5 separate regions of the Homo sapiens genome follow, and regions 1, 2, 3 and 5 are each linked to region 4. Evidence: chromatin loops called from intact Hi-C (ENCODE). Cell type or tissue: endothelial cell of umbilical vein. All regions are shown on one strand. Links, peaks and the distances in the headings refer to the core of each region. The heading gives the core; the rest is flanking DNA. Region 1 has its middle 22 kb from the start of OOSP3. Region 2 holds the start of LINC02705 (long intergenic non-protein coding RNA 2705). Region 3 has its middle 19 kb from the start of OOSP1. Region 4 holds the start of STX3 (syntaxin 3). Region 5 has its middle 8.0 kb from the start of MS4A4E.

Region 1 (6,351 bases), core at 617-5,616, 150 kb before region 4:
TGTTCCCCTTCCTGTGTCCAAGTGTTCTTCTCATTGTTCAATTCCCACATATGAGTGAGAACACACGGTGTTTGGTTTTTTGTCCTTGCGATAGTTTGCTGAGAATGATGGTTTCCAGCTTCATACATGTCCCTACAAAGGACATGAACTCATCATTTTTTATGGCTGCATAGTATTCCATGGTGTATATGTGCCACATTTTCTTAATCTAGTCTATCATTGATGGACATTTGGGTTGGTTCCAAGTATTTGCTATTGTGAACTAGAAATACCCTTTGACCCAGCCATCCCATATTCCAGATTTTTTAAGACTTCCTCTTTAAAGGTGCTACATGTGTCTTATATTTCTTTTCTAAATGTTGTATGTTTGTTTGCCACTGTGACCAAAATTTCATTTCTGCAATATTTGTAACCTATAACAAACATGAAACGTACTTATTATGCTTGTGATCATTGTATGTATTTTCTATATATAGTACATATCATACATATCATGCATTTTCTATATTTTATGTTTAATATGCATGTATATTAAGTACATTAATTCTATTGAGTGTCATTACTTTTAAAATGATAATTTACTGATTTCTCTTACTATTTTAAATTTACTTAAAGCCAGTCCCTTTGGCTGTTCCAGATATGTATATTACTATAAAAAAATTATTTTGCCTCATTCTTTTAAATGTAAGACAGACATTGAATTACCTCAACTATCATAAGCTGATGGCTTTCTGTGACTAAACTCTGTCACCCAGTGATTGGAGGGATTAGATACTGAAATCAGATGACTCTGGAGACCTGTTACATGTTTTCCTACTCATTGCAAATGATGCAGCACCTTATATGAGGAAGCTTCAAGCCAGAATGGCACAGGGGGAGCGTCTTCTCCTGGAAGGTTCCATAGGTAAACTCGCTGGAGTGTCTGGAGCTACTTACATGAATATATCAGGCAATAGTAGGGCAAAGCAAGCAAAGCATGTTCCACTTCTACACATGGCCAGTTTCTTAAAAGAGTAAAGGGTCAAAAAGTAGAAAGATACAACATGAATAGTTGGCAAAGAATGTGATGTTTTGTGTTACATGTTCTCTGAAGGGCCATCATAGACTCACAGAGCTCCTTAGAGAAATGGAAACTTCAAGGCAGACAATAAAGCGAATACTCCCAGAGTCCGCCTGAGTGTGAAGGGAAGTTCAGGGCTTAGCAACTAAAACAGCTGTCCTGCAGTCAGCAAGTATTTTGGAACTAGTGTGCAAAAGAGAAGTAACATGTATTGAGCAGCTACCATATGACAGTCATTTTGCTTCATTTATTCTATTATCAAAGATCAAATATTGGTAACTCTTTCCTATTACTATTGCTTTTTAAATGTTTTATAACTAACATTAAAAAGCAGGAAATTTTATACTAACCTTCTGCATTCTTTTGAAAATTAGAAGATGTACGTTTGTGCTTTGGCTAAATATGGACTATACCCTCAAAAAATGGTTTAGGCTTTCCAAACTACCTCAGTTTTCATCATTTTTCTTTTTTTTATGTTACCTATCTACATGCTATTTATTTCTGAAATTTTTATTATTTTATAAACCTATCTTTCAAAAATGGAAGATATGTACATAAATGTATAAGATATAGATAACTTCCCATGGATGGGACTAATCCAGGGGGGCAGGGGATCAATGGAAGTGCTTTTTTTCTCTCTTTAGAACTTTTTTTATATATATTTACTTTTTTCTGTTTTAAGGTCCTCTTTAATGTATCAGCTCATTTTGAGAGATCTCACTTATCAATGGTTCTTGAGTTTTCAGGTACTTTATGCAAATGTTGCAGCCTCCTTAAACCAAATATCTATTAAACTACGTACAAAAATATCTACAAAGGCATTTTTGTAGGAATTCTAGCAATAACCACACATTGAAGTAAAAATATAATACAGAACACAGCTTGGCAGAGACAAAATAATCCATGCTTACTGTAAGCAAATGTTAGTGTGTAGGATGAGCTTCAACAAAAACAAAGGCTATTTCCAGCACACTTTTTCAATCAGTAGTTAATCCAGGCAAGGCTGCTAATGAGGTAGTTCAATGTCATTCCCCCTAACTTAGTGGTAGTAGAAAATGAAAGATTACGGCTATTCAACTAAGCCAACAGGAAAATCATGACTCTCCACCTCTAAGCTTTTTCTGGATCCTTGTGAAGAATTTGCAAACTCCCTGATGCTCTCCCTTTAGGTACGTGGAATATTTTCACCAATACAAAAAAAAAAAAAACAGTACTGATTCTGACATTGCAAGCACAGCACAATTCTCAATTATTTCCCATAGGTGAAGCTTTCACCAAAGGCCATGCTACTTTGTTCTGAATCCCTTTCAGGACATCACTATTTCCTCTTTTATCTTTGCCTAGAAATGTAATGTTTGGACAAAGAAGGAAAAGGGAAAGTAAGAAGCAGGAATGAGTCAGAGAGAGACAGCAGGAAAAGGAAACGGGTGGGAAACTGAACACTGCAGCTTTCTCACAACCCCTGACAGGGTGTGTCATTGAGCATGCTCATTACTTAACAGTACAATGAGATTCCAGAACATCAGCCAAATCCCTAGTCTAACCTGGGCATAAAATTGCATGCTAAAAATAAAATACATTTTTCCCCAAAAATTTATTTAAAATTAAGCGTGACATTCACGTGGAAATTAAGACCAAACTGCAATATGCTTTTCATTTCCAATGTACAAAGAGTTTTTTTTCTGAGAATGGCAAATTCTAAATAAGTAAAATAAATATGGCATTTATTTAAATAGACTGGGCCACAGATTAATCTTAATTAAGTGGTGTTAATTGTTGGGAGAGAAAATGTTCTATCAAAATTGCTGCAAGAACTTTTGAATGTTCTTGACATGCATGTATTTAAAGATATTAAAAAGATTTTTAGTTTAACAGTTTTGGGTTACAGCTCCAGGGATGGGGCGGGGATGATTGACTACGCATTTGATATGTGTCTTATTAATCATAAGGTTCTTTCCCCCATAGCAAAGTACACATAAATGCAAAGCTTTAGTGCTTGGCTGACTGTAACAGGACATCTGCATAAAAGGAATAAACTTAACACCTCAGCCAATAAGCCGGAAGATGTTATGCTGCACAAACGTGCAGTTTTTACTGTGTTGCCCAGGCTACAGTATTATTTTTCAAGTTTTGGGTTTTCTTTTATACCATGCATTTATTTCCCTCTGAATTAATCACAGGTATTTTCTTTAACATAAGCTATTTTAAATATAAACTTCATTCCTGAATATCTTCAGATACATTCTGTTAGTTCAAATAAACTCAGGCAGACATTAATCCAATTTAAATAACTACATATGAATGAGGCTACTGTATTATTCAATCCAGAGTGTGTCATTTCCATTCAAGAAGGCTTGCTATGCATAAATATATTTTATGTTCTGATGCTTTCACTTTTGAAGTGCTCCCTTCAAAGGACATAAAAGAAATATTAAATAAAGAAGCTTTCAAAACGTTCCATTAGGCTATGATTCGAGGGGGAGATGAGTGGAAATGGCTATTGATAGTTATGTAACTGGAGATCTTTGTGGTAATGCATGAAAGTATAAATTAACTCCAGCAAACTCATTTTTCCCCGAAACTTTTGGTGTAAAACTATATATTATTATTATTTTGAGACAGGGTCTTGCCCTGTTGCCCAGGCTGGAGTGCAGTGGTGTGATCTTGACTCACTGCACGCTTAACCTCCCAGGCTCAAGCGATCCTTCCACCTCAGCCCACCTGCAAGGAGCTGGGACTACAGGTGCCTGCCACCACTCTTGGCAAATTTTTATATTTTTTGATGGAGACAGGGTTTCGCCATCTTGCCCAGGCTGGTCTCCAACTCCTGGGCCCCAGCGATCTGCCCACCTCGGCCTCCCGAAATGCTGGGATTACAGGTGTGAGTCACTGCACTCAGCCTTTTATTATTTTCAAAGTTTATTCTGCTTTTACTGAAATGCAACAAATATTTATTGAGCACCTGCTGTATTATTATATAGTCCATTCCTACCAGGCTGTTACAGCCATTGATGATTTTATTGAAAGATTCTCCCCAGGGCCTGAAAGCTTAGGGGGATGAGTAACTCCTCCCTCCTCAGGCCCAGTCCCAAGGCGCAAGGCCACTTGCACCAGCACTGTGCCTCAGCAAGATAGAAGAAGCAGGAAGTGAGCTGGCCAGAAGACATGTGCCCCCTGCAGATCGAGAGAGAGGCCATCCGGGTACCACGTAGCAGTTACGTCAGACTGGGACACTTCCTGTTTATAGGAAACTATAAAACCCCTGCCCCGTCTTCACTTAGGGCTGACACCATTTTACGCCTCAGCCCGTCTGCACCCAGGTGCTCATTAAAACAGCCTGTTGCTCCACACCGCCTTGTGGTGTTTGTTGGCACGTTCTCGGGTTTCGAACCAATACAAGAGCCTTGCACTTATCTCTTCCTTTGTGTATGTGTGTGTGTGTGCATGTGTGACACTGTTTATATATTTTTGGTTAGTTTGCTTGTGAAGCAGCTTGGAGAAGTCTCATCTACTTTTTACCGGTTGGTTTTTATAGAGTATCTCAGAAAGTGGACACAGAAATCGCAGATCTGCCATTAGTATTTCTTCTTTGAAGACACTGGAGATTCATTTTCTTGAGTGGCACTGCCATGCTCATTCAGTGAAAACTTGTGGGGCATAGAAATGGAACAGAGAGTTTCAAGCAGTTCTGCAGAAACTGTACTTTGGACTCCAGACTTCACTGTCCTTAGGCATGGAAACCATCACCTAGTTTGCATTCTTCATGACTGAGGTTGACTTAAAACAAAAATGATAGGAAAGCTTTCCTATGCTTCGGGTAGGAGACAAATTTACTTTTGTAGAATTTGTGGCTGAGAAAGGCAGGCAGGGCCGGATTGAAGAAGACATATGTCACCACTATTCACCAAGTTGTGGAACCCAAAGGTGACAGCCATGGAAATGTAGATCATCAGATCTGCTAAGTAGTCAGGGGAAGAAAACATTCAAACCAGTCTCCAAATGGGATTCTGTGGTTACAGTGAATGACCACTCCTGCTTTATTTACCCTGAGATTGCCGAGAATGACATGGCACTTATACTGATGGGCAGATGGCCAGATGAATATCATCATCCCGAGAATATGGAACCACCGCACTTGCATCAGTAGCTTTTTCCCTGTTACATAGGCATTCCTGCTATCCATTGGCACTTGGCTCAGCACAGATAGGCCGACAAGGACATAGTAGGCAAGTCCAAAACAGTATTGCACGATGTGAGTCGTGCCATTGGAGAAGACACTGACTTAGAAGCACTCTTCGTAAGCTGCGCAGCCACGGAAATACCAGCACTAAGAACGCAGACAGCGCCAGCTTCCCTCCCTGGAACTGTGCTGCCCTGAGAATTCTGAGCAAACCATAAAGCCAGCTTGGAAAAGATGCTGCCAGGAACAGAGATGGAGTAAGGCACCAAAGCAGGAAGCCATTCCACAGCACTGAGATGATATAGAAGTGGGAGAAGTAGGAAAAAATATCTCTTGGGGACATCAAAGGTGCGACAGGCGGCGGGGCGCGGAGGCCCCCCAACACTTGTTTTCCCAAAGCGGATCAGGTCCTGGAAGAATGCGCGGCCCAGGAGCAGGCCGAGCGGCAGAAGCTGCAACAGCAGGGTCAGCAGGAAGGCGGCGGCCGGCGTGAGCCACAGCAAGCGCAGCGGGTTCAGCGCCCAGAGCTCAGCTCTCCCTGAGGAAGCCATGGCTTAGGCGCCCGCGTTCCGCGCTGCCAGCGCCGCCACCGTCAGCCCGCGGAGTAGTGGCCACTGGCGCGTCGTGCGCCCATCTTAGCCATCTTAGAACTTTAAATCTTTTTTTTTTTTTAGAAGGAGTTTCACTCTTGTTGCCCAGGCTGGAGTGCAATGGCGCTATGTCGGCTCACCGCAACCTCCGCCTCCCGGGTTCAAGCGATTCTCCTGCCTCAGACTCCCAAGTAGCTGAGATTACAGGCATGCACCGCCACTCCCGGCTAATTTTGTATTTTTAGTAGAGGCGGGGTCTCTCCATGTTGATCGGACTGGTCTCTAATTCCCGATCTCAGGTGATCTGCCCGCCTTGGCCTCCCAAAGTGCTGGGATTACAAGCGTGAGCCATCACGCCTGGCAATCCTCCTTTCAAGAATGAAGCATCACAGCTCTGGGACAGTGATTAGGGTTATCACTCTCTGTCTGCCTTTACCACCGCTGGCTCCTATTCTGGACTTGGTGGGCTTTTGACTTTAAGGGACAATGGAAAAACAGAAATATTTTATGAATGAAAGTAA
Region 2 (6,351 bases), core at 435-5,434, 410 kb before region 4:
AGGCGACCACACCCTAATTGAATGGCTGATGGTGGCCATTTGAACGATATGGAAAGATGCCAAAGAAATACCAGAAACTGTGAGTAAATGGCAGTCGTATCTAGATTTAGTGCATGTAATTTGGGAGATGGGTGTGTGGCAGGCTGTTCCATCTGACTACCCAAGGGCCAAATGATGAACACTTTACCTCCCACATGAGGGACTTTGTGTTGGGCTCTGTGCCCCTGAGTGCCTTTGGTTCCCTGGCCACTGTCCTCACTCTATGTGGGGTGCTGCATACATAAGGTGACTACTTCCATGGCGGCCCTCAGGGAAGCAGAGGGCTGTAGGTGAGACCAGAGAGTCTGTGCCATAAAAAAGGGGAAAGTTTCCCTACTCCAGGGGGCTACCTCTTGGGACAAAATGCATCCCCAGTAGGTGACCTGCACACAGATGTAGATTGATTTGATTTTGGCTGGGGTTGCGTGAAAGAAAATTGATAAGCAACTCCATGAAGTACTGTTAACTTTGTGGAGGCAATTGTCCCCAGAGCAGCAATTCTGGAAAATGCCTAAGAGGGAGAAGGATGATGCATCCTGCAGGGACTGAGTGTCCCACCCAGACACTCCAGCTCAAGGACTACTAGAAGATGGGTGGAGGTATAAAGCCTTTTTTTTTTTTTTCGAGAGAGACGGAGTCTCACTCTGTCACCCAGGCTGGAGTGCAATGGCGTGATCTTGGCTCACTGCAAGCTCTGCCTCCCGGGTTCACACCATTCTCCTTCCTCAGCCTCCCGAGTAGCTGGGACTACAGGCATCTGCCACTGCGCCCAGCTAATTTTTTGTATTTTTAGTAGAGACGGGGTTTCACCGTGTTAGCCAGGATGGTCTCAATCTCCTGACCTCGTGATCCGCCCATCTCAGCCTCCCAAAGTGCTGGGATAACAGGCGTGAGCCACCACGCCCAGGCTGTTCTTGATTATTTAAAAAATTTAATATCTCAATACCAATTATACTATTTACTGTACATTTAAAATACATTTTCTTATTGCTTTCAGAAGTTTAATTTTATTATTTTTGGTAGGGTTTATTTCTGGGATGTGAAATTGGTTCAACATATACAAATCAATAAATATGATTCACCACATAAACAGAATTAAAAGCAAAAACCATATGACATCTCAATAGATGCAGAAAAAGGTTTTTGATAAAATTCACCATCCTTCATGTTAAAAATCCCTCAACAAATTAGGCATCAAAGGAACATAACTCAAAATAATAAGAGCCATCTATGACAAACCCACAGCCAACAGCCAGCATCATACTGAACTGGCAAAAGCAGGCAGCATTCCCCCTGAGAACTGGAAAAAGGCATGGATGATTATTCTCATCACTTCTATTCAGCATAGTACTGGAAGTTCTAGCCAGAGCAGTCAGGCAAGAGAAAGAAATAAAAGGCATCCAAATAGAAAGAGAGGAAGGAAGTCAAATTGTCTCTCTTCACAGACAACGTGATTCTATACTTATAAAATCCTAAAGACTCCAGCAAAAGGCTCCTAGAAATCATTAACAACTTCAGTAAAGTTTCAAGATACAAAATCAATGTAGAACCATTACTAGCATTTCTATATACCAATAATGTTCAAGCTGAAAGCCAAATTAAGAATGCAATCTCATTTACAATGCTACAAAAAGCATAACATACCAAGAGTAGAGCTAACCAAGTAGGTGAAAGATCTTTACAATAAGAACTACAAAACACTGCTGAAAGAAATCAGAGACGACATGAACAAATGAAAAAACAGTTCATGCTCATGGATAGAAATAATCAATATTGTTAAAATGGCCATACTTCTCCATGAATTTCTTTAAAAAATTGTATATATCGATTTTTATCAAAAGCTTTGTCTGCATACCTCTGTTGAGATTAACAAAGTCTTTTTTTCTTATTTGATGTGTTTCTGCAGTAAGTGATTTTCGAAGATTTTCTATTGTCAAATTATATATGAATAACTGGAATGAGTTCAATTTGGCCATGACCAAATGCTTTAAAAATACATCTTCCTATTCTATTTGCCACTTTTATTTTTCAGTTTCTTACATCTATATATATGAGGGAGAGTGATTTATAATTTCTCATTATCACACTGCTTATATTAGTTTTCTATTGTGCCTGTAACAAATTACCACAAGCTTTGTGACTTAAAACAATACAATTTTATCTTAGAGTTCTGTGGGTCAGGATACAACACTGGTCTCACTGGGCTAAAAATCAAGTTATCTACAGAACTACTTTCCTCTCTGGAGCTTCTAGGGAAAAAAATCCATGACCTTGCCTTTTCTAGCTCCTTGAGGCTGTCTCATTCATTGACTCATGGGCTTTTTCAAGGCTGGCAGTGGCAGATCATGTCCTTCTCATGTTGCACCTCTGACTATTCTTCTATCCTCAATTCTCTCTTAGACTTACCTGGGAAAGGTTCTCCACTTATAAGGACTCTTATTATTACATTAGAATTGCCATAATTCTCCAGGATAAACTCTGTGTTAAGATCAACTGCTTAGCAAACTTGATTCTATCTGTAACTTTTAAAATCATTTGCCAGATATCATAGCATACTCTCAGATTCCAGGGAGTAGGATGTGGATAACTTTGGGTACTATTATTCTTGGTAACATACTGCCTTTTTTGATGTTGTTATTGCAGAAAATAGAAGAAAAATAACAACTGTGTCCTGGCCGACACTGGCTGGGAGCTCATTGTCAGTAGACATGTGGTGAGGCAATGAGTCATAACCAACGTGGGTTTCTTTTTGTCCCATGAAAGATTTGGTGTGACATGAGCTGATGAAAAAGAACTTAATTCAAGTAATAAATTTATTTCTATTTTCACAAATTTGGAAGTTTTAAAATGGTACCCTGTTTCCTGGTTCCTTGAGAAGTTGTGGGGTTGAAAGGTGGGAAATCAAATGCATAATCAGCATCAGCATTACATTAAAGAGTACACGTGCAGGTTTGTTACATGGGTACATTACATGATGCTGAGGCTTGAGGTCCCAAAAATCCCATCACCCAGGCAGTAAGCATAGTACCCAACAGGGGCTCTTCAACCTGTTCCCCTCTCCCTCCCTTCCCCATCGAGTGAGTGGTCCTCAATGTCTATTGTTCCCATCTTTACATTCATATGTATTCAATATTTAGCTCCCACTTGCTAGTGAAAACAATGCAGTATTTGGTTTTCTGTTCTTCCGTTCATTTGCTTAGGATAATGGCCTCCAGTTCCATCCATGTTGCTGCCAAGGACAAGCTTTCATTGTTTTTTATGATCGCATAGTATTCCATGTTTTATATGTACCACAATTCCTTTATCCAATCCACCATGGACAGGCCCCTAGGTTGATTCCATGTCTTTGCTATCATGAGTAGCACTGCAATGAACATATGTGTGCATGTGTCTTTTTGATAGAATGAATTATTTTCCTTTGGGAAAACCCAGTAACAGGATTGCTGAGTCAAATGGTAGTTGTGTTTTTAGGTCTTCTAGGAATCACCACACTGCTTTCCACAGTGGCTGAACCAGTTTCCATTCCCACCAACAGTGTGTAAGTGTTCTCTTTTCTCCACAGCCTTGTCGGCATCTGTTGTTCTGTGACTTTTTAGTGATAGCCTTTATGACTGGTGTAAGATGGTATCTTATTGTGGTTTTGATTTGCATTTCTCTGATGATTCATGATGTTGAACATTTTTTCATATTTGTTGGTTGCTTGTATGTCTTCTTTTGAAAAGTGTCTGTGCATGTCCTTTTCCCATTTTTAATTGGATTTTTTTTTTTTTTTTTTTTTTGGTTTTTGCTTAAGATCCTTGTAGAAGCTGGATATTAGACCTTTGGCAGATGTATAGTTTGTGAGTACTTTTTCTCATTCTTAGGCTCTCTGTTTACTGGTAATTTCTTTTTTTGTTTTTTTTTTTTTTTTTTTTGAGACAGACCCAGGCTGGAGTGCAGTGGCACGATGTCCGCTCACTGCGAGCTCTGCCTCCTGGGTTTGCACCATTCTCCTGCCTCAGCCTCCTGAGTAGCTGGGACCACAGGTGCCCGCCACCATGCCCGGCTAACTTGTTTTTGTATTTTTAGTAGAGACGGGTTTTTTTTTTCTGGAAATACACATAAAAATCTAGAAATATAACACATTATAGAAATACCACAAGACCACATATCTGAGGGGAAATTAGAACCCTCTGTGGGGTTACTGTGCTGAGTTACACCCTAACAAATCTATCCCCAAAGACACCTTATAAGAGTGAACAGGACTTGCTAACCTAAATAGGTGTAGAGCTAGCACTACTCCAGGGAAGTGGAAATAGCAGCAAGTCAGCCAGGAAAAACAATAGAGGTGTAAATGAAGGGAATAATTAGGACACTAGAGCATAACCATCATCAACACTTGCCTTGTATCCTCATTTCGGAAGAACTGCTGAATGCTGGATATGAAAGCTAATGTCTTTGAGAGTCAGTGGACAAGTCTGTAACAGGGACATGCATCTATGCAAAAGCGACAGTGAGACTAACTCACGGAAGGGTATTGTGGAAAGTGGTGTCTTTACCATTGTTCTTTAATGGTCTGGTCCATGTGCCATGGATAACTAGTTTTCCTTGTGTTGCATCTAGCTGGGACTGGACAGAGAAACAACATCATATTGTATCCATGGAGATAGTTGAAAGTGCTGTAAAATGACATCCTGCAGTTGTTTTGTTTTGTTTTTGGTAAAAGCCTATCTAGTGATATCTGGGAGATATATACATATATATATACACACACACACACACATATAAAGATACACATATATATGTATATATACACATGCATGCTCACACACACACACACACACACACACACATATATATATCCAGGTATAAAGTGACATCTGTAATTTACCAATGAGTGGCCTCCAGTCACCACACTTAATTGGGAACATGTTTTCCATGGCAAAAACACAATTCTGTTGCAAAGAAAGAGAAAATTATGCTGTAATTTAACCAATTACACACACAATAGTGTAATGAACATTATGTTAATATCTTTGACTCTGAAATGGGATATCCAAGAGTTTTCTGGTTGATCGACAGAACCAGATGAAAACCAGTTTCTCCCCTGGAATGAGAAAATATATGAGGAGGCTGATATAAAGGCCCAAAAGATATTTTTGTCCAGAAACAAAATGAGAATTTTGCCTTACAAAATTAAACTTGGAAGTAAATGTTTCTATTATCATGTGTCTTGAACATCCAAATAAGTGCTTACAATGGAGAAAAAAATCAGTAAGTTAAAAGACACATATATATGTATATAGATATGTGCATATATATGTAAACATACATATGTGTATAGATATTCACCTATGTAAATTCTTGTGGAGGAATCATAGAATTAACATGATTTGTAGAGGGAATTTAGAGTCCAAGTTGAATTGTTTAAATGTTAATGGATGTCAGGATGTTATTAGGCTTATTGTTTTGTTTCAAATATTACAAAATATTTTATAAGAAAAATCCTGAAAAGATTTTAAGAAGTCCTTGGCAAAAAAAAAAGAAAAAGAAAAAGAAAAAAATACCAAGATGAGAGAGTGGATTGGGAAAGTGTTAGTAGCAAACTGATTTTTGTTTGTTTGTTTACATGATGTCAATCTTTTGGTTCTATGAAACATTTTTCCTACTGCCTTAAATATGATACACAATAAATTAACATTTGCCAACAATATGGTATTTTTCTTGAATTTTTGGAAACTTCTGAAGCATTCACTAAGGAGTTACCATTTTACAAGGATGAGAAAATAGAGCAGTCCAGTTACTGTGGCATAAGAAAAGACTTTGTCATACCTGGGGTTACAAGTCTAATGAAATCACATGAACCGGGAGGAGAGTTTTTCAAAAAAACAGAAGTAATAGTCGGGAAAGTATATTAAATAATTACAACTGTTATGTGATAAGATACACAATAAGGATTTTATAAAATACAATATTATTAAATAAAATCATGTTTTTAAGAAGATCCCTAATTCAGAAGCACTCATAATTTATAGTTAGTTTTTATTACATGAAGCCAGAGAAACATGAGTCCTATTAACAGTGAATCTGGCAAGCGAGACATGCATACTATTCAGGAGACACGGCAATGGAGGGGAGCTAGCATTGACAATGTGCTCTTACATTGATACTGTGTTAGCATGTGAGAAGTGAAGTTAGATTATTATATCAGGGATATATTACAAAACTTAAAAACATTGCAGATACCTATCTGGCAAGGAGAGTGAGATAAATCACAGGAAACTAGTGGCCCATGGGTCTAAGACAAAGTTTCATCACAAATTACACATCAGA
Region 3 (6,351 bases), core at 891-5,890, 170 kb before region 4:
TACTGTCCCTGATTCTAATCGAGTGATACTTTGGTTACCCATTTTCTCAGTTCCCAGTGCTGAAGCAAGAATTAAACCTTTCTGGAGCCATAGCTCTAACACTCACAAGTTCCCACCTGAAACCTGCAGTCCTTCTTAAATGCTCTGTGCCAAGGGTAGTATTTCTGCTAGAGATGATACCCCAAACTCAAGGACACAGTATGCAGCTGCTGCCTGGATCTGGTCAATCAGAAACTGCATTTACTTGGAACAGACAACACTATACATGTATAGTGTTATCTCAAAGATATATTAACACTCCTACCCCCTCCCATAATATATTCCAAAGATTCCTGGGCCATGTGAACATATCAAGGAATATCACAGTGGCACACTATACTGACAATATTGTACTAACTGAGCTGGATAAGCAAGAAGTAGCTGGTACATTGGGAGAATTGGTAAGACACCTGAGTTCCAAAGAGAGGAGATAAACCCTATAAAATTTCAGAGGCCCAAACAGATTGAAATTTTTGTGTCCGGTGGTCTGGGACATGCTGGGACATTTCCTGTAAAGGACAAATAATTGTGTCTTGCATCTCCCACCATGAAGATGAAAGCATAACCCTTGTTAATATCCACCAAGGAGCATCCACCATGGAAGAATTTCTATACAAATAGGTGGACAAAATGACTTGGCCAGTTGACATTGGCCAGTTTCTGTCATTAGCCATGCCATTGTTAGCACAAGAGAACCCAAACAGAATAGCTGTGGTGGCAAGGATGGAGGCTATATCTGGCTTAATAGCATGGGTTCTGACTTAACAAAACTAATCGAGTTACCGCTGTTACCAAATGTCCAACCTGACAATAACCCTAAGTCCCTGAGATCACATATCACTGGAAGAGACCAATCAGCAACTTGGTGACAATTTGACCACATCATATGCCTACCAGGTATAGGTTTGTCTGCAGGGCCTTAGTCAACACTACTATCCAAGGGCTTAGAGTATTTAATTCACCACCAGCATGATACCAGATAACATCATGCCAGACCAATGGACTCATTTATAACAAGAAGTGCAGGGCAGGACACATGATCAAGAGTTCCACAGGTCATATCATAAACCAGACCATCCAGAAGCTGCCCACCTGATGGAGAAATGCAATGCCTATACAAGGTGCAACTAAAGTGCCAGTGCAAAGACAATTTTCCTGCTGCAAACAAGAAATATAAAAAGATTCCCAAGCTTTTTTTAAAAAGACACTGATATGGCTTGGATTTGTGGCCCTCCCAAACTCATGTCAAATTGTAATCCCCAGTGCTGGAGGAGGGGCCTGGTGGGGAGGTGATTCAATCATGGTAATGTATTTCCCCCTTGCTGCTTTCATGATAGTGAGTGAGTTCTCACAAGATCTGGTTGTTTAAAGGTGTGTAGCACCTCCCCCTTCACTCTTTCTTTCTCCTGCTCCCACCATGTAAGACATGCTTGCTTCCCCTTCGCCTTCTGCCATGATTGTAAGTTTCCTGATGCCTCCCAGCCATATTTCCTGTACTGCCTGCAGAACTTCTTTTCTTTATAAGTAACCAGTTTCAGATATGTATTTATAGTAGTGTGAGAACAGACTAATATAGACACATTACAATTGGAGAGTAATAAGAATGAAGGCTGATGTATCAGAAGGAAATAGGGAGAACAGTAGACAAAAATTCATGTTCAAAATGCTGACTTAAAAAATAACAATCTAGGCTTCAATATCCAGTGAAAATTACAATTTCTAGTGAATATAAACCGAATAAAAAAGAATAATCATATGACCACCTCAGTAGATGCCTTTTCCCAAAGGCATCATAAGATACCCAGTCATTTTTGGAGAAGGTGTTCCTAGCTATCAATGTCCTGTTTCCATACATTTTCTCCAAGAAAGCACAGCCTTGTTAAGAAACTGCAGTTTCCCAGATCACATATTTCTATGGAACTAAATTTTAAGTATGTGATATTTGTTACTGACATTTTACTATCTTAAAGGCATTTCTGTGCAAGAAAATTTTAATTTTATTTTGTTCTAATAAGTATTATATTGATGAAACATATGTAAAACTTTTTAAAGTATCTCAACCTATAAATCCTATTTTTTCAAGTATTAAAATCATTACTTTTTTTACTTTTTCTTTGATTAATGTACAATTAATCCAAGTTTACAAATGATGTCTTCCCTACTCATCTGATGCAATTTAATGTCAATATCCTCAGATATTTTAAGTATAGTTACATATTTAATATATCTGATTCTCTCAAATGTTTCAAATTTCTAACAAAGCAGACTTACTAATTAGAATAAACTCTCCCAATGACTTAAATCACACTCATAAATACAAACTGAAACTTAGATATTTAGTAGCTCAAATCCCCTTAAGCATCTTAAGTCACAGCACCCATAAAGCAGCATAGTGACTGGAAAATGTTTCACCACATCCCTATAAACACAACATGCACACTTTATACCTATTTTTTTCCACATGTTCCTGGGGTTACAAGTTTACTCAACCAAACAAGGAAAGCAAAATCATCACCTAAGTTCCAGCCAAGGTTACATTGTCAGAAACCAGGACTGGCAGTCAAAGAAGGAAGAATGCAGCAGAGGGCACCGGGGGAAGGAAGAAAGTCCATGAGAGGCACAAAAGAGAGAGATGCAATTCCTTTATTGCATGTAGAGATTATTAAACAAAGCTCTTGAAAAGAGATGCACTGCAGGAATGTAGGCATCACTTTAATTGTAAAACTGATTTTATGGTCACAAAAGCACCTACATGGAAATGAAAAAAAAATACCTTTTCAACACCCTCACCATCTAAAAGGTAAAGTACAGTATCTACAACCACTGCATGAGCATTCAGACAGCACGTAGGCCTGAGATTCCATCAGTAGTAAAATCAGCATCTCTGATGCCCAAATTCACTCTTGTTCCATTATGACTGGGGGCATATAAAATGCCATTAATACGGAACTAAAAATTAAAATTACAAATAAGCATTATATGGGTTTTAGGCTAGTTGAGATGCTAGTGACCTGGAACTGACCCAGAGACCAAAATGTAATTATAGGGCTGGATTTAGCAGCAGCAGCCTTTTCCATTTATTAACCCCTAATACTCATATGGAGCTGTCATGCCATCCCCCATCTCCAACACCCACGTGCTAATTTAGGATAATGGATTGTGGCAGAGACCTTGTTCTCTGCTAAACTGCTGTGGTTAATGGAGAGTCCAGGCCTCTAAAATAGCTTTGCCATCATACCATATCATTATAATTTCTTATTAGATAGAAACAGTTCGTTTAAACAGGACAGTCTTAGGCTTTGCCTAAAAGTTTAGTTACTAGAACACAAGAAAGTTAATGTAGGTCTTTCTCAATCCAGCTTTTCCTAGTGGCTGTTAGCCAGAAAAATATAGGCTGCACAAACATTTTAACTCTTTCTCTCTCTTTCCTTTATCTATCTGATGTGCCGACTCAGTCTTGCCTAAAGATAATAACTGCTTATCTTAGATCTGACTCATGGATGGGTCAGAATAAACTTCTAGTTTTAAGAGATACTCACAGAGAGCTGAATGGTGGCATTGCCAATTTTTTTACCTTGTTATTGTTCTTCTAATATTTAAACATGATGTCATGAGCTGCCTTCCCTGCAGATGGCACTGTTTAATGGGTTTAGAGGAAGGAAGCCACAGGGCCCTTTGGAAGGAAAAAAAAAGTCTGGGGTGAATTTTTATTCACTCATCTAACAAATATTTGAGCATCTCCTCCCATTTTTCATTGAATCTAAGCTTTAACTATACCACTATTTTTCATACGAAGATTAAGGAAACTTTATATCTTTAGGATTAAAGAAACTACCAATGAATCAGGCACATTTTACTACTTAGTCTTTGAATTTTATAAAAATTGAAAGAGCTCTTATGGACATCTTTAATCATATCACTCTTGTGCTGTATACAAAAGCAAGTGTAACAAAAAGCAAGTATAAACAAAATTAATTGGTTGAAGTAACCCTAAAATATTTTTACAGTGAGTCTCACTCTTCTAAATCACTTCTTGGATCGCAGTCATCAATGTTCCTGTTTCCCCACAAATATATCTCTCTTTGAGCCATCACCACCATTGGTGATGCAATATCTCTTAAAAGAATGCTTCATTCTTCTCTCCAGATTGTATGCCAATTGGTGGTACTTATTTCTCAAATTTTTATGCCAGCACTCTCTGACCTTACCAAGAGGCGCCAACAGAAAGTTTCAGACCAAGTTCTCCATGTGCAAATGATGACAGCTACAGCATTCCTGTCCACTGACCAATCATTATATATAGCTGATTATAAACTTTCTAGAATTCTGATTTTTTTACTGTGTAAAAAACTGTCCATGTCAGAGTAAATGAAATATATCATGTGCCAGTTCTCTTCTATGCACTGGAAACCTCATGTAGGTGACATTATAAGGAAAGAATACAGAAAATAAAAAATAAGCAAATTATATATCACATTAGATGGTGATAAATACTGTGAAAGAATAAGGCAGGTAAAAAGTTTAATGTAGGACAGAGGATAGGATTTTAAGTAATTTTTTGAGTCAGGGAAGGCCTCATTTAAGCAGAGTTCTTTAGTTGTCAAAGGAACTGATCATAGAGGAAAAGGTGTGACATGGGTTGGCTGTGTCCCCACCCAAATCTTATCTTGTACTGTAATTCCCACATGTTGTGGGAGGAACCTGGTGAGAGGTAAGTGAATCATGGGGGCAGGTCTTTCCTGTGCTGTTCTTGTGATAGTGAATAAGTCTCACGCGATTTGATGGTTTTAAAAATGGGAGTTTCCCCACACAAGATCTCTTCTCTTGCCTGCCACCATGTGAGACCTGCCTTTCACCTTCCACAATGATTGTGAGGCCTCCCCAGCCATGTGGAACTGTAAGTCTATTAAACCTCTTTCTTTTGTACATTGCCCAGTCTTGGGGCATGTCTTTATCAGCAGCATGAAATGGGCTTATACAGTTAATTGGTACCAGTAGAGTGGGGCACTGCTGAAAAGATACCTGAAAATGTGGAAGCAACTTTGGAACTGGGCAACAGGCAGAGGTTGGAACAGTTTGGAGGGCTCAGAAGACAGGAAAATGTGGGAACGTTTGGAACTCCCTAGAGTCTTGCTGAATGGCTTTGACCAAAATACTGATAATGATATGGACAAGGAATTCCAGGCTGAGGTGATCTCAGATGGAGATGAGGAACTTGTTGAGAACTGGAGCAAAGGTGACTCTGGAGCAAAGGTGACTCTTAACATTTTAGCAAAGAGACTGGCAGCATTTTGCCCCTGCTCTAGAGATTCGTGGAACTTTGAACTTGAAAGAGATGATTTAGGGTATCTGGCAGAAGAAATTTCTAGCAGCAAAACATTCAAGAGATGACTTGCATACTGTTAAAGGCATTCAGTTTTATAACAGAAGCACAGCATAAAAGTTTGGAAAATTTGCAGCCTTACAATGTGATAGAAAAGAAAATCCCATTTTCTGAGGAGAAATTCAAGCCGGCTGCAGAAATATGTATAATTAATGAGGAGCCAAGTGTTAATCCCCAAGACAATGTGGAAAATGTCTCTAGGGCATATCAGAGGTTTTCACCACAGCCCCTGCCATAACAGGCCCAGTGGCCTAGGAGGAAAAAGTGGTTTTGTGGGCTGGGGGCCCAGGGTTCCCATGCTCTGTGCAGTTTAGGGACTTGGTGCCCTGCATCCCAGCCACTCCAGCCATGGCTGAATGCAGAGTTTTGGCATGGCTTCAGAGGATGCAAGCCCCAAGCCTTGGCAGCTTCCATGTGGTGTTGAGCCTGTGAGTGCACAGAAGTCAAGGACTGGGATTTGGAAACTTCCACCTACATTTCAGAAGATGTGTGGAAACATCTAGTTACCCAGGCAAAAGTTTGCTGCAGAAGCAGGGTCTTCATAGAGAACATCTGCTAGGGCAGTGCAGAAGGGAAATGTGGGGTCAGAGCCCCCACACAGAGTCCCTACTGGGGCAACACCTAGTGGAGCTGTGAGAAGAAGGCCACCATCCTACAGATCCCAGAATGTTAGATCCACCAACAGCTTGCACTGTGTACCTGGAAAAGCCACAGATACTCAACGCCAGCCCATGAAAGCAGCCAGGAGGGAGGCTGTACCCTGCAAAGCCACAGAGGCAGAGCTGCCCAATACTGTGGGAGCCCACCTCTTGCATCAATGTGACCTGGATTTGAGACATAGAGTCAAAGGAGATCATTTTGGAGCTTTAAGATTTGACTGCCCTGTTGGATTTGGGACTTGCGTGGGGCCTATATCTCCTTTGTCTTGG
Region 4 (6,351 bases), core at 857-5,856:
ATTTTCCCAAGAGCACTCACAGTTATTAGCATATTTCACCATTTATTAAGTCCCCCGTGCCATGCACCCTAAAAGTGTTCTTAAGCATCTTCTGTTGCATTTCGACCTTACAACTACCCATTTTACAAATGACAAAACTTAGGCTGGGATTTTAAGGGATCACCAGTAAGCAGTGGAGCCAGGAGACAACCCCAGTTCTAATCCAGTCCAGTGCTTCCCAAACTGTAATGTGCCCATGAATCACCTGGGGAAATGGATGAATAATTAGATTCTGATTCTGCGGGGCTAGACTCAGGCCTAAGCTGCTACACTTGTAACAAGCTCCAAAGTAGATGGACTAAACTCTTGAGTGTCAAGGGCTAGATTTTAATTCTATTAAGGTAGAACCTGTGCCACTGAATCTCCAAGGCTTAGCACTGGACCTCCCCATAGAATACACTCAATAATTATGTACTGAATGAGTCAATGAATATCTGGCTTAAAACCCTATGCGTTAACCCTTTTCTGTATCAAGTTCCATTGTATCAGCTGATCCTCCCAACAAATTCCTAGGGTATGATCATTCCCATTTGATAGATAAGGAAACAGAGACTCACAGTAAGTAACCTAAGGCTTTACAGCTTTTGCGCAGCCAAGGCTGGAGGTAGTCTACCTTCAGATCCTTTGACCTAACCACAGCTGTTCCAAAAGATACGGCGGGGGAGGGGGGGACAATGACACCCGGGGATAACAATTACAGACCACCGGTTGGAGAGGAGCTGACCCATCCCAGCATGTGACCGGCTCACAGCTCCAGAGGTCACCAGAGAGCTCTGAGCTGCTCCCTGGGGGAAGGGGCAGCCAGGCCTGTAGCACCTCAGGAGAGAAACAGGAAAGGGAGAAGGAGGCTGGTCCTGGGCATAGTGCCAGGCAGCAGTGGGCAGGTGGTGAAGGGACCCCTGACCTCCCGGGCCCAAGCACCCGCTTCGGGAACCAGCTCTGGACAGACACTGTCCAGCTTGCGGGGTGGGAGAGTTAGAGGCGTTCAGGAAAATCATTGCCTAGCGATGAATCACCGGGCACATGACCCCGCAGGGGAGGGGAGGGGAGGGTGCGGAACCGGCGCGGGAAGCGGTGGGGGCTTGGGGAGGGCAAGCCTCCGGCTCGGGCCCCCCTCCAGCCTCGACTTGGGGAGCAAAGGGAAGCCCCTCTCCCATGCAGCACCCCTCCTGGCAGCACCCCGCCTGCGGCGAAACTCACGGCCTTCAGCTGCTCCAGACGGTCCTTCATCCTGAAGCCCAGGCGCCCGGAGGCAGGTAGCGCGTCCCAGGTGAGCGCGTCCCAGGTGAGCGCTTCCCAGGTGAGCTGCCGGAAGCGGCGGCCGGGCCCGCCGGGGCGAAGGAGCTGGAGGCGCAGGCGGCGGCGGGCGGCGGCCGCTAGCTAGGAGGAGCGTCCGAGGCCACGGGAGCCTCCGCCGCGCAGCCCCCTCCGCCCCCACCGGCGCCTCGCGCTCCAAATCCGGCTCCCGGGCCGGCGCCGGCGCAGCGCTGATCCGCCCTGGACCCGCCCCTACCTGGCCGCGCCCCTCGCTCCTTCTTAAAGGGCCCGCGTCCCGCCACCGCCCGGCCGCCCGGGGCGTCTCCAAAGCCCCCTTCCCTAACCCGAGAGCCCTCCAGACACGCGTGGAGTCCGGGGAGAGGCCCCTGCACCGGCGGATCCTGCCGCAGGGCCGAGGAAGAGCAAGAGCGACTGTCTGGCTGCGGTCATTCGCTGTCTGTGCCGGGCTCCTCGCTAGGATCCAGTTCTTAGCCGACTCCTTGCTAGGCGGGGACAAGCTCCCGAAAACAAATAAGACAATGTGATGTGGGCTACATTGGGTGGCAGTCGAGTGTTCTAAAAATATCCCGCCAGGAGGAAGGCATTCCGAGTAGCGGGATCCCGCGCAGCCTCAGGGCTGCTGGCAGTGAAAGTGGGGGGATGGAGGAGGTGTCCAGAGGAAAGACCTGGAGATCTGGAGATACAGGACGGTCAGGGTGGTCAGAGAATTTGGATCTTTTGCTTGTTGGAAATCGGGACCGCTCCGAGAAACGTAAGCAGCTCGATGTTGTTAGTGCCAGTGGAGACACTTGGCACTCACAATTTGCAGACGTTTGGGAAAGCATCGTTTCTCAAGAGGACCCCGTTCCCGTGTCTGTAAATCAGAGATGGTACCCACTTCGTAGTTCGCTGTGAAGCCTGTGAGCGAGGAGGGGCTTTAAAATACAGAACTTTGCACTGGAGCGCTCCCCGTCCTCGCAGCCTGCTTGGTGTGCAGGTGGTTCCCAGGCGGCTTCTGCTTCCGAAAAGCAGATCGTCCCTTTATCTCGAGTCTTCTCCCCGCCTCTCCCTCTTCTCCCTACCCTATTTGTCTTCTTGGGAACAAATGGCACATTCATCAGAGTGGAGATCCATAAACGGGACTGGCGAGCCGAAGATTTAATTCTGAAGAATAGGATCTGCTCTGTGCTTTCAGGTTAAAAAGCTGTAAATATCTTTGTAATTCTAGCAGTACTTTGCCCTCTTCTGCCATCTGAACGCGTGCTCCCTGCTGACCTCATCGGCTCCCATAAAGATACGGTGCGTATGGCAGAGGTCGGGCTTTGAGCCGGCCCCGCGGGTCTCGGCCGTAGTTCTCTCTCGCGTCCGGCACACTTCCTTCTGCCCGCTGTGCTCGCTGGGCAGGTTGTCCCCGCCTTAGTACCAGGAGGGCTTCCGCGCCCCCTGGTGGTCATACTAGGAAAGGCGAGTAGATCAGAAATACACACTGTCCCACCTCCTTCCCCTAACACATTTTTGGGGAGTTTGGGGGTTGTTTGTTTGTTTGTTTGTTTGTTTGTTTGTTTTTTAGACAGAGTCTCATTCTGTTGCGCAAGTTGAGTGCAGTGGCGCGATCACCGCTCTCTGCAGCCTCGATCCCCTGGGCCCAACCCATCCTCCCATCTCAGCCTCCCAAGTAGCTGGGATTACAGGCGTGCGCCACTACGCCCGGCTAATTTTTGTGTTTTTTTCGTAGAGATAGGGTTTCGCCATGTTGCCCAGGCTGGTCTGGAACTCCTGTATTCAAGCCATCCGCCCGCCTCGGCCTCTCGAAGGGCTGGGATTACAGGCGTGCGCCACTGCGCCCTGCCCCTTAACAGATTTTTGTTAGTGGGAATACGTAGTTCCCCGCGCTTCAAGAAAATAGAGTCTTCCGCGAGAGGCCGAGATATGAACAACCCTTCACGTTAGGAATCTGAAAAGGACCATTGGGGTCTGGAGTAAAAAATTCTCTTTCCACAGCAGGAATCAAGGGTGGCCTGTCTGCCTCTGCTCAGAGGGTTCCTGTTACAGGATAATTGTTTTGAAAAGAGTAAAATCATGACTCCTCTACAAATATAAAATGCACACACATCAAAGACTTTAATTCATTAATGAATGAGGAGACCAGTAAAGCTAGCCCTGTCCAGAGGAAAACACAAAGTGTACACACATATATAGGCAATCAGGAATGCTGAAACGAACATGTTAATAAATGCACAACTGGCCGGGTGCAGTGGCTCATGCCTGTAATCCCAGCACTGTGGGAGGCTGAGGCGGGCAGATCACTTGAAGTTAGGAGTTCAAGACCAGCCTGGCCAACATCTTGAAACCTCATCTCTACTAAAAATACAAAAAATTAGCCGGGCGTGATAGTGCACGCCTACAAATCCCAGCTACTCGGGAGGCTGCGGCAGAAGAATCTCTGGAACCTGGGAAGCAGAGGTTGCAGTGAACTGAGATCACACCACTGCACTCCAGCCTGGACCACAGAGCAAAACTCTGTCTTAAAAATTATATTTTTAATAAAAATAAATAATAAATGCAGAACTGGCCTCGGGGTGCTGGGAGAGCAATTGCACTTCTACCAGGCATCTCTATGGACAAGAATCATTGGCATTCCTATGAATTTTCTACAACTTACCAAGTTGGAAAATAGCTGCAAGATTTTATAAGGCAAAAATCACTAAAAAATCAGGTAATCCAGAAAGGTGCTTTAGATAAGGCCTAGCATGCCACAGGACACCCAATAATTTTTGGAGTTTTTGCCATTTTAACTTTTTTAGTTTTTCCAGACATTCCCAAGGTGGCACCTTCCATAGTTGTACAGTTTCAACTGTGTTAAAATTTCTTTGTCGGGGACTGTTGTGGGGTGGGGGAACGGGGAGGGATAGCATTAGGAGATATACCTAATGCTAAGTGACGAGTTAATGGGTGCAGCACACCAACATGGCACATGTATACATATGTAACAAACCTGCACGTTATGTACATGTACGCTAAAACTTAAAGTATAATAATAATAAGAATTCTTTGTCAGCTTGGGCAACAGAGTGACACCCCATTTCTACAAAACATACATAAATCGAGCCAGGTGCAGTGACTCACGCCTGTAGTCCTAGCACTTTGGGAGGCTGAGGCAGGTGGATCATGAGGTCAGGAGATCGAGACCATCCTGGCCAACATGGTGAAATCCCGTCTCTACTAAAAATACAAAAATTAGCTGGGCGTGGTGGTGTGTGCTTGTAATCCCAGCTACTTGGGAGGCTGAGGCAGGAGAATTGCTTGAACCCAGGGGGTGGAGGCTGCAGTGAGAATTGCTTGAACCCGGGAGGCAGAGGTTGCAATGAGGCGAGATTGCGCCACTGCACTCCAGCCTGGTGACAGAGCGAGACTCCGTCTCAAAAAAAAAAAAAAAATTAGCCAGGTATAGTGGTGCTCACATGCAGTCCCCAGCTACTCAGTAGGCTGCGGTGCAGGATTGCTTGAGCCCAGAATTTTGAGGCTGCAGTGAACTATGATCACGGCACTGCACTCCAGGCTGGGTGACAGAGAGAGACATGTCTCAAAAAAAAAAAAAATTAAAAGTATATCTATTCCTTTAAAAAGAGGAACAGGATATTTATAATGAAGCACAGATAAAGGGCAATTGGATAATTGTGGCTTTAAACTCCTTGTAATTAAAGAAATAAGCCATCTAATGTATTTCCTCGTTTGAATGTTTGAATAGCCATACTGAATTTTACTGCACTTTTATAACTTTGTTTTGTCCTGATATCTCACAATCACTCAGGGAGGGAGTTAGGGTACATATTATTATCCCCATTTTATTATAAATTAAATTAAGTACAGAGAAATAAGATGATTTTCCCAAGCTCACATAGCATGCTGATAGACATGCTGCAAAAGGCAGTGGTTGCCTGCCCAGGCTGTGGAGCCAAACTACCCAGGTCAAATCTCAGTTCTACCACTAATGGTTGTGTGACCTTTGGCAATTGATTTAATGCCCCTGTGCCTCAATGTCCTTATCCGTAAGCAAAGATAATAATAATACCCATCTCAGCCGGGCGTGGTGGCTCACACCTGTAATCCCAGCACTTTGGGAGGCTGAGGCAGGTGGATCACTTGAGGCCAGGAGCTCAAGACCAGCCTGGCCAACATGGTGAAACCCTGTCTCTAAGAAAAATACAAAAATTAGCCAAGGGTGGTGGCTCATGCCTGTAATCCCAGCAACTCAGGCGGCTGAGGCATGAGAATTGCTTGAATCTGGAAGGAGGAGGTTGCAGTGAGCCAAGATTGCACCACTGCACTATAGCCTCAGTGACAGAGCAATACTCTGTTTCAAAAAACTAATAATGATAAATAATAATAATAGTACCCATTTCATGGGTTTTTGTGAAGATAAGTGAGTTAATATATACGAGAATTGTTAATTCCGTAATTCAATAACTTGAAAAAAAGTCTGCTAACCCTTTATAACTGCACTGCTTTTTCAGAGAGCACGGGAAACTGAGAAATGCCTGGAATATTTCATTCACAGATAAAATAATAACCATCTTGGTATTCAGAGTCAGCATTTTCCAACATAAGTTCAGCATTCTCCAACATAATGCTGCATTTATCAACATAAGTTCAACAACACAACCCACTTCAAGACGTCCTCCAAAGAAAAAAGAGTTTGGAAAACATCGCAAAATAAATCCCTCAGCTTAGGGAATCATGACCACACATTTGCGGGAGAAAGGGGAGGGGAATGAATAGTCGTGGGGAGAACAGTTTGGAGGCAGACTGATACAGAGCCAGTGATTCATATGGAGACCAATAAGCTCTGGTATAAAGGTAAGAAAAGAGATCGGGTGTGGTGGCTCACACCTGTAATCCCAGCACTTTGGGAGGTCAAGGTGGGCAGATCAACTGAGGTCAGGAGTTCGAGACCAGCCTGGCCAACATGGTGAAACCCCGTCTTTACTAAAAATACAAAAATTAGCCAGGTCTGGTGGTGTGGCACCTGTAGTCCCAGCTACTTGGGAGGCTGAG
Region 5 (6,351 bases), core at 569-5,568, 500 kb before region 4:
GGGCTTTTATGGGCTCAGAATGGCAGAGTGAGTGCTGATTGGCTTGTGAGTATGCAAAAAAGGCTAAAACAAAGGCAACACTCAAAGGTGGGCATGACAACGTAAAAGACCAATTAGGGAAGGGTAGGTACATGTAAAACAGGTGAAAGGTAAGAATCATTCAGAGGAAAGCATGCCAAACAGGAAGATAGGTTCTCAATCTGGTCTGTGGATTTGTCAAGACTTGTAGCTTGGCTTTCAGGCTTTAAACTGTCTTTGATTTGAAGATGAGGTTCACCAGACACCTGCCCCTGTTTGCCTAGGATTTGTCTACCTCCTACTGCTATCAGATGCATCAATCTCCCCAAGTGCTTTTTTTAATATATTTTTCAAAGTTCCTAGTCTCTGAACATAGGTTTTTTGGGGAACTAGGGCCTATACACAATACCCCTTTCTTCTAGTCCTCTCTTTAGAGTGACTTGCAAAATAAGAAAAGAATTCCTTCAACTCAAGGCCAAATGAAATTCAATTAATGTGCCAAACCAGTCACTGGCAGAGCTGGGTCATGCCAGGCCTCCTCTGTAAGAAGAGGCACCTCCAAACCCTAGCAAGGGAAGGGAAGAGCAGGTGATGATGCTGTCTAGTAGGAAGACTGTCTCCCAAACAAATGAAGAAACACAGAGGGGCTGAGCCACACAAACCCAAGCCCTCCTTCCAAACACAGAGGGGCTGAACCACACAAGCCCAAGCCCTCCTTCCAAACTCTGCAACTTTGTGCAGCATTCCTCTTTCCCTGAAGAGAATCAGGTTAAGGAGAGGAAATAAACAGGTGTGTTTCTCTATAGGAAGTTCTGCTGGAAGGAAATGTGAGGCTAGAGACAGAGGAAGTTCCCTCCTAACTGTGAATACCTCTGGGGAAGGAGGCAGGGGGAGGAGGAGACAGGGAGAGCTTTGGGGCTACCTGCAGCATTTTATTTCTGTAAGGAGGAAAACGATGTATCTAAATACAGAAAATGATCATGTCACCTGAATCTCGGGGAAGATATGTAGATATCTGTTTTATCATTTTCTACTCTTTTATCTATGTTTATAAAGTTTCACGATTAGCATATAAACATTACAAGTTATTCTGAAACATTTATCATCTCACCTTTTTATAAAGCTGATCCTTTCTGAAGGAATACCAAAAAAAGAAAAAGAGGAAAATATAAGTGTCCTAGGAACCTCAAAGTTGTTTTATTTTTACTTAATGTACCATTTTTATACAGCTCAGCAATTTATAAAAGTCCCTGAGTGCCAAATATATATATAAATATTTTCCCCTTGTTTGACCTTCTGTCTTCCTCTTTTCTTTGTGTTTCACTGTAGCCCCTCAAACAATGAGTACTCTTTTCAGGACAAAATGTCATGCACAAGTCATAAAGTACAGAGGAACTACACCCTCCAGAACAGTGGTATGGGCAACTTTCTGCCTAATAGATACTTTATATTAACCAAGCAGTAGATTTCCTCTCAAACAAATGAAAAGCAACTGAAGAGAAACCTCATAAAAACACAGCACATTTTTGTTTCCCAACAGTTATAAACAACCCAGTTTTCCTTTCCCTTCTCACCCCATGTTCAGACACTATGAGTATTTCCCAAACTTTGGAAACAAAGACCTAAGTTTCAGTTTCCTGCAATGACATGTTGGTGACATTCTACTGCAGTCTTCAGGGCAACTGCTGATGGCAGAGTTGCAGCTGGCTTGGAAAATTTATTTTTATTTATAAGGGCAGAAGCAAAGGAAGCCCCCAGGTTCACTCACTGAAAATAACTATTGCCCATCTGCATTTGTTTTTGCTGCAGCCCCAAGAGCCACAGTAGAGAGGCTGCTGGCATGGGCAAGCCTGGTCTTGGAGCTTAGGGCCACTGACCTCGGCACTAACATGAGTCCCTTTCACAACAGATTGCCACTGCCCTTACGGATCTGAAACTCAGGGTCAGCATAGGCTCAGAGAGGTCACTGGCATCTAATCCAGCAGACCAGACAGATGTATGAGCACTTTCCCTCCAGAAACCTATTTACTTCTTCAAACACACAAACATTATATTGAGCAACTTTTATAACTTTTTGGTATCTCCTTCTCTGTTTGCAGAATGGAGATAGTTAAACATAATAATACTCCATGATCACAGGATGAGAAAATATATACATCCAGCACTTAGAACAAAGCCCGACACAGTGTAATGTAATTTCATCAGGACTTCTGAGCTTCCTTTTCTTCCTCTTACATCTCTTCCTGTCTCACTTTCTTAAATGATACAGCTTCTCTACACTTCCATATACTGGCACCCTCTTTATTTCCTCCCTCCAGCACTTGCACACAGAGACACCTAAAATCCTCAAGACCACTCCAGTGATTTTCGGGTACCACTCTTGCTAGACAACAGAAAAAAGTAATATGGAAGGAAATTTTGCATCTCAACTCTTTATAGCTTAGATAATGCTAAATGGTCCATATGCTTTCTGATAGTTGAGGGCACATGCATTTATACAATAACATGCACACACAAAGTACCGTCCCATGTGAGTGTTTAGGGGGAACGCTAGGCAAATCTGAGGCTCCAACCACTTTTTGTGTACTTTTCACAATTTCCCAGCAGATGGCAGCAAAGTGTCCTGAGGACGGTTGGGTTTTTCTATGTAATTGAGCTCTGGAGGCAGTGTAAAGCTGGAGGCTAAATTGTCCCTCTAGATACACAACAGGACATAGGCAGGAGTAGCTTTCTGTTCAGTTTCCTCTGAGGCCCGAAGAGAACAGATGACACAGAGTCATGCCAAGGGCAGCCTCTGAAGCAGGTAATTATTCAGATAGAATTGAAATCAACTTTTTTTTTTTATGAGAGGAGTATTCTGTTATCAATATTGTGTAGAATTTCTTACAAGTAGGTGATAAAAAGCAGATGGCAGTTTGTTATTGTTGTAAAAAAAAGCCCAGGACCAGACGGATTCACAGCCAAATTCTACTAGAGGTACAAAGAGGAGCTGATACCATTCTTTCTGAAACTATTCCAAGCAAAAGAAAAAGAAGGACTCCTCTCTAACTCATTTTATGAGGCCAGCATCATCCTGATACCAAAATCTGGCAGAGACACACACACACACAAAGAAAATTTCAGGCCAATATTCCTGATGAACATCGATGCAAATATCCTCAATAAAATACTGGCAAACTGAATCCAGTAGTGAATCAAAAAGCTTATCTACCACGATCAAGGCGGCTTCATCCCTGGGATGTAAGGCTAGTTCGACATACGCAATTCAATAAATGTAATTCATCACGTAAACAGAACCAATGACAAAAACCACAGGAATATCTCAATAGATGCAGAAAAGGCCTTCAACAAAATTCAACAGCCCTTCATGCTAAAAACTCTCAATAAACTAGGTATTAATGAAATGTATCTCAAAATAATAAGAGCTATTTATGACAAACCCACAGCCAATATCATACTGAATGAGCAAAAGCTGGAAACATTCCCTTTGAAAACCAGCACAAGACAAGGAAGCCCTCTCTCACCACAGTTAGGCAAGAGAAAGAAATAAAGGGTATTCAAATGGGAAGAGAGGAAGTCAAATTATCTCTGTTTGTAGATGACATGATTGTATATTTAGAAAACCCCATTGTCTCAGCCCAAAATCTCCTTAAGCTGATAAGCAAATTCAGCAAAGTCTCAGGATACAAAATCGATGCGCAAAAATCACAAGAATTCCTACAGACCAATAACAGACAGAGAGCCAAATCACGATTGAACTCCCATTCATGATTGCTACAAAGAGAATAAAATACCTAGGAATATAACTTACAAGGGATGTAAAGGACCTCTTCAAGGAGAACTACAAACCACTGCTGAAGGAAATAAAAGAAGACACAAACAAATGGAAAAACATTTCATGCTCATGGATAGGAAGAATTAATGTCGTGAAAATGGCCATACTGCCCAAAGTAATTTATAGATTCAATACTATCCCCATCAAGTTACCAATGACTTTCTTCAAAGAATTAGAAAAAACTACCAAATTTCATATGGAACCCAAAAAGAGCCCATATAGCCAAGACAATCCTAAGCAAAAGGAACAAAGCTGGAGACATCACACTACCTGACTTCAAACTATACTACAAGGCTACAGTATGGTACCAAAACAGATATTAGACAATGGAACAGAACAGAGACCTCAGAAATAACACCACACGTCTACAACTATCTGATCTTTGACAAAACTGATAAAAACAACAATGTGGAAAGGATTCCCTATTTAATAAATGGTGTTGGGAAAACTGGCTAGCCGTATGCAGAAAACTGAAACTGGACCCCTTCCTTACACCTTATACAAAAATTAACTCAAGATAGATTAAAGACTTAAACGTAAGACCTAAAACCATAAAAACCCTAGAAGAAAACCTCGGTAATACCACTTAGGACATAGGCATGGTCAAAGACTTCATGACTAAAACACCAAAAGCAATGGCAACAAAAGCCAAAATTAACAAATTGGATCTAATTAAACTAAAGAGCTTCTGCACAGCAAAAGAAACTATCATCAGAGTGAACAGGCAACCTACAAATGGGAGAAAATTTTTGCAATCTATGCATATGACAAAGGGCTAATATCCGGAATCTACAAAGAACTTAAACAAATTTGCAAGAAAAAACAAACAACCCCAACAAAAAGTGGTCAAAGGATATGAACAGACACTTCTCAAAAGAAGACACATATATGGCCAACAAACATATGAAAAAAAGCTCCTCATCACTCATCATTAGAGAAATGCAAATCAAAACCACAATGAGATGCCATCTCATGCTAGTTAGAATGGTGATTATTAAAAAGTCAGGAAACAACAGATGCTGGAAAGGATGTGGAGAAATAGGAATGCCTTTACACTGTTGCTGGGAGTGTAAATTAGTTCAACCATTGTGGAAGACACTGTGGCAATTCCTCAAGGATCTAGAACCAGAAATAGCATTTGACCCAGCAATCCCGTTACTGGGTATATACCCAAAGGATTATAAATCATTCTACTATAAAAACACATGCACATGTATGTTTATTGCAGCACTGTTCACAATAGTGAAGACTTGGAACTAACCCAAATGCCTATCAATGATAGACTGGATAAAGAAAATGTGGCACATATACACCATGGAATACTATGCAGCCATAAAAAAGGACAAGTTCATGTCCTTTGCAGGGACATGGATGAAGCTGGAAACCATCATTCTCAGCAAACTAACACAGGAACAGAAAACCAAACACTGCATGTTCTCACTCAGAAGTGGGAGTTGAACAATGAGAACACATGGACACAGGGAGGGGAATATCACACAACAGGGGCCTGCTGGGGGGTCGGGGGCTAGGGGAGGGAAAATATCAGGAAAAATACCTAATGTAGATGACAGGCTGATAGGTGCAGCAAACCATCATGGCACGTGTATACCTATGTAACAAACCTGCACTTTCTGCACATGTATCCCAGAACTTAAAGTATAAAAAAATTAAGAAATTTTTAAATAAGAAACCTGAAATGTAGATATTCTATAGGAAAAGTGACATGGTTTCTTTAATAGATAAATGACATGAATAAAAAAGAGTGGGAAGGGGAAAATATAGATTGAAGGAGACTTAATTAACATATCAACAAAATGCAATGTCTGGCCTTTGGATGGATGGGGCTGGGGTGTTCTTGACTTAAGAAAATGAACAAATATGTATGAGAAAATAATAAAATTTGAATATGAACTCTATATTCGATGATACTAAGGAATTATTGATAATGCTGTAAAATGTGATAATGATATTAGAAAATGTTATGGAATAAGTGTCATCTGTTAATGATCCATACCAAGGTATAAACTAGTGAGGTGATATTAAATGTGAGATTTACTTTAAAATACTCTTACAAATATGTGCAGGGTGGAGAGAGATGAGAAAACATTGGCAAACTATCGATAATTGTTGAAGCAGACTGGTGGATGTATGGTAATTCATTATACTAACCTCCCTACTTTTGTGTGTGTTTTAAATTTTCCAGAAGAAAAAGTAAAAGACAGAAAGTGGTGATGGTTTCATGAGTGTATATTTATCTACCAAATGATCAAGTTGTATACATTAAATATATACAGCTTTTTGTATGCCAATTATACCTCAATAAAGTGGATTTTTAAGACAGATAAGAAATAAAAATAAGATAGATAAAAACTACACGTGATTGTGAAATTAATGAAATGAGTGTTTTTAGCTCCATCAGTTCAGTTTGGTTCTTTCTTAAAATAGCAATTTCATGTTTTATCTACTGTACTATTTTATTGTATTCCTTAGATTCATTG

What was found. A loop is a pair of places that touch in the nucleus more often than their neighbours do. Peaks named below come from ENCODE experiments on the same cell type or tissue, not always from the same donor. Only the 100,000 strongest peaks of a DNase experiment are listed, where the experiment ranks them.
Region 1: it touches region 4 in a loop (3-fold over the local background); 18 of 110 quality-filtered maps call a loop at or near these places.
Region 2: a loop joins it to region 4, with 16 times the contacts of the local background. A loop is called at or near these places in 2 of 110 quality-filtered maps.
Region 3: it touches region 4 in a loop (17-fold over the local background); 18 of 110 quality-filtered maps call a loop at or near these places.
Region 5: a loop joins it to region 4, with 15 times the contacts of the local background. A loop is called at or near these places in 5 of 110 quality-filtered maps.

The regions. Positions count from the first base shown.
Region 1 is chr11:59,897,625-59,903,975 of GRCh38, reverse strand. It overlaps the pseudogene SRD5A3P1. Among named protein-coding and RNA genes, the nearest start is that of OOSP3, 22 kb to the right of the region's middle. In endothelial cell of umbilical vein, for the core only: no CTCF peak of the experiment used is centred there; DNase peaks (open chromatin) are centred at 2,495 and 4,255; H3K27ac peaks cover 3,230 bases.
Region 2 is chr11:60,162,144-60,168,494 of GRCh38, reverse strand. LINC02705 (long intergenic non-protein coding RNA 2705) reads left to right here and starts at 4,095. Exons shown (of 4, transcript XR_950142.1): 1 at 4,095-6,351. RefSeq lists an enhancer at 1-82. In endothelial cell of umbilical vein, for the core only: no CTCF peak of the experiment used is centred there; a DNase peak (open chromatin) is centred at 2,664; H3K27ac peaks cover 1,699 bases.
Region 3 is chr11:59,916,516-59,922,866 of GRCh38, reverse strand. No RefSeq gene overlaps it. Among named protein-coding and RNA genes, the nearest start is that of OOSP1, 19 kb to the left of the region's middle. RefSeq lists a silencer at 1,238-1,398. In endothelial cell of umbilical vein, for the core only: a CTCF peak has its summit at 3,651 (motif pointing right); a DNase peak (open chromatin) is centred at 3,656.
Region 4 is chr11:59,750,524-59,756,874 of GRCh38, reverse strand. It overlaps STX3 (syntaxin 3), which reads right to left and starts at 1,499. Exons shown (of 11, transcript NM_004177.5): 1 at 1,240-1,499. The coding sequence starts at 1,269. RefSeq lists a silencer at 1,299-1,558 and enhancers at 2,429-2,588, 2,525-2,819, 2,585-2,879, 2,569-3,069. In endothelial cell of umbilical vein, for the core only: a CTCF peak has its summit at 2,735 (motif pointing left); DNase peaks (open chromatin) are centred at 1,014, 1,844 and 2,614; H3K4me3 peaks cover 1,921 bases; H3K27ac peaks cover 1,762 bases.
Region 5 is chr11:60,247,954-60,254,304 of GRCh38, reverse strand. No RefSeq gene overlaps it. Among named protein-coding and RNA genes, the nearest start is that of MS4A4E, 8.0 kb to the right of the region's middle. In endothelial cell of umbilical vein, for the core only: a CTCF peak has its summit at 2,610 (motif pointing right); DNase peaks (open chromatin) are centred at 1,394, 1,964, 2,094 and 2,634.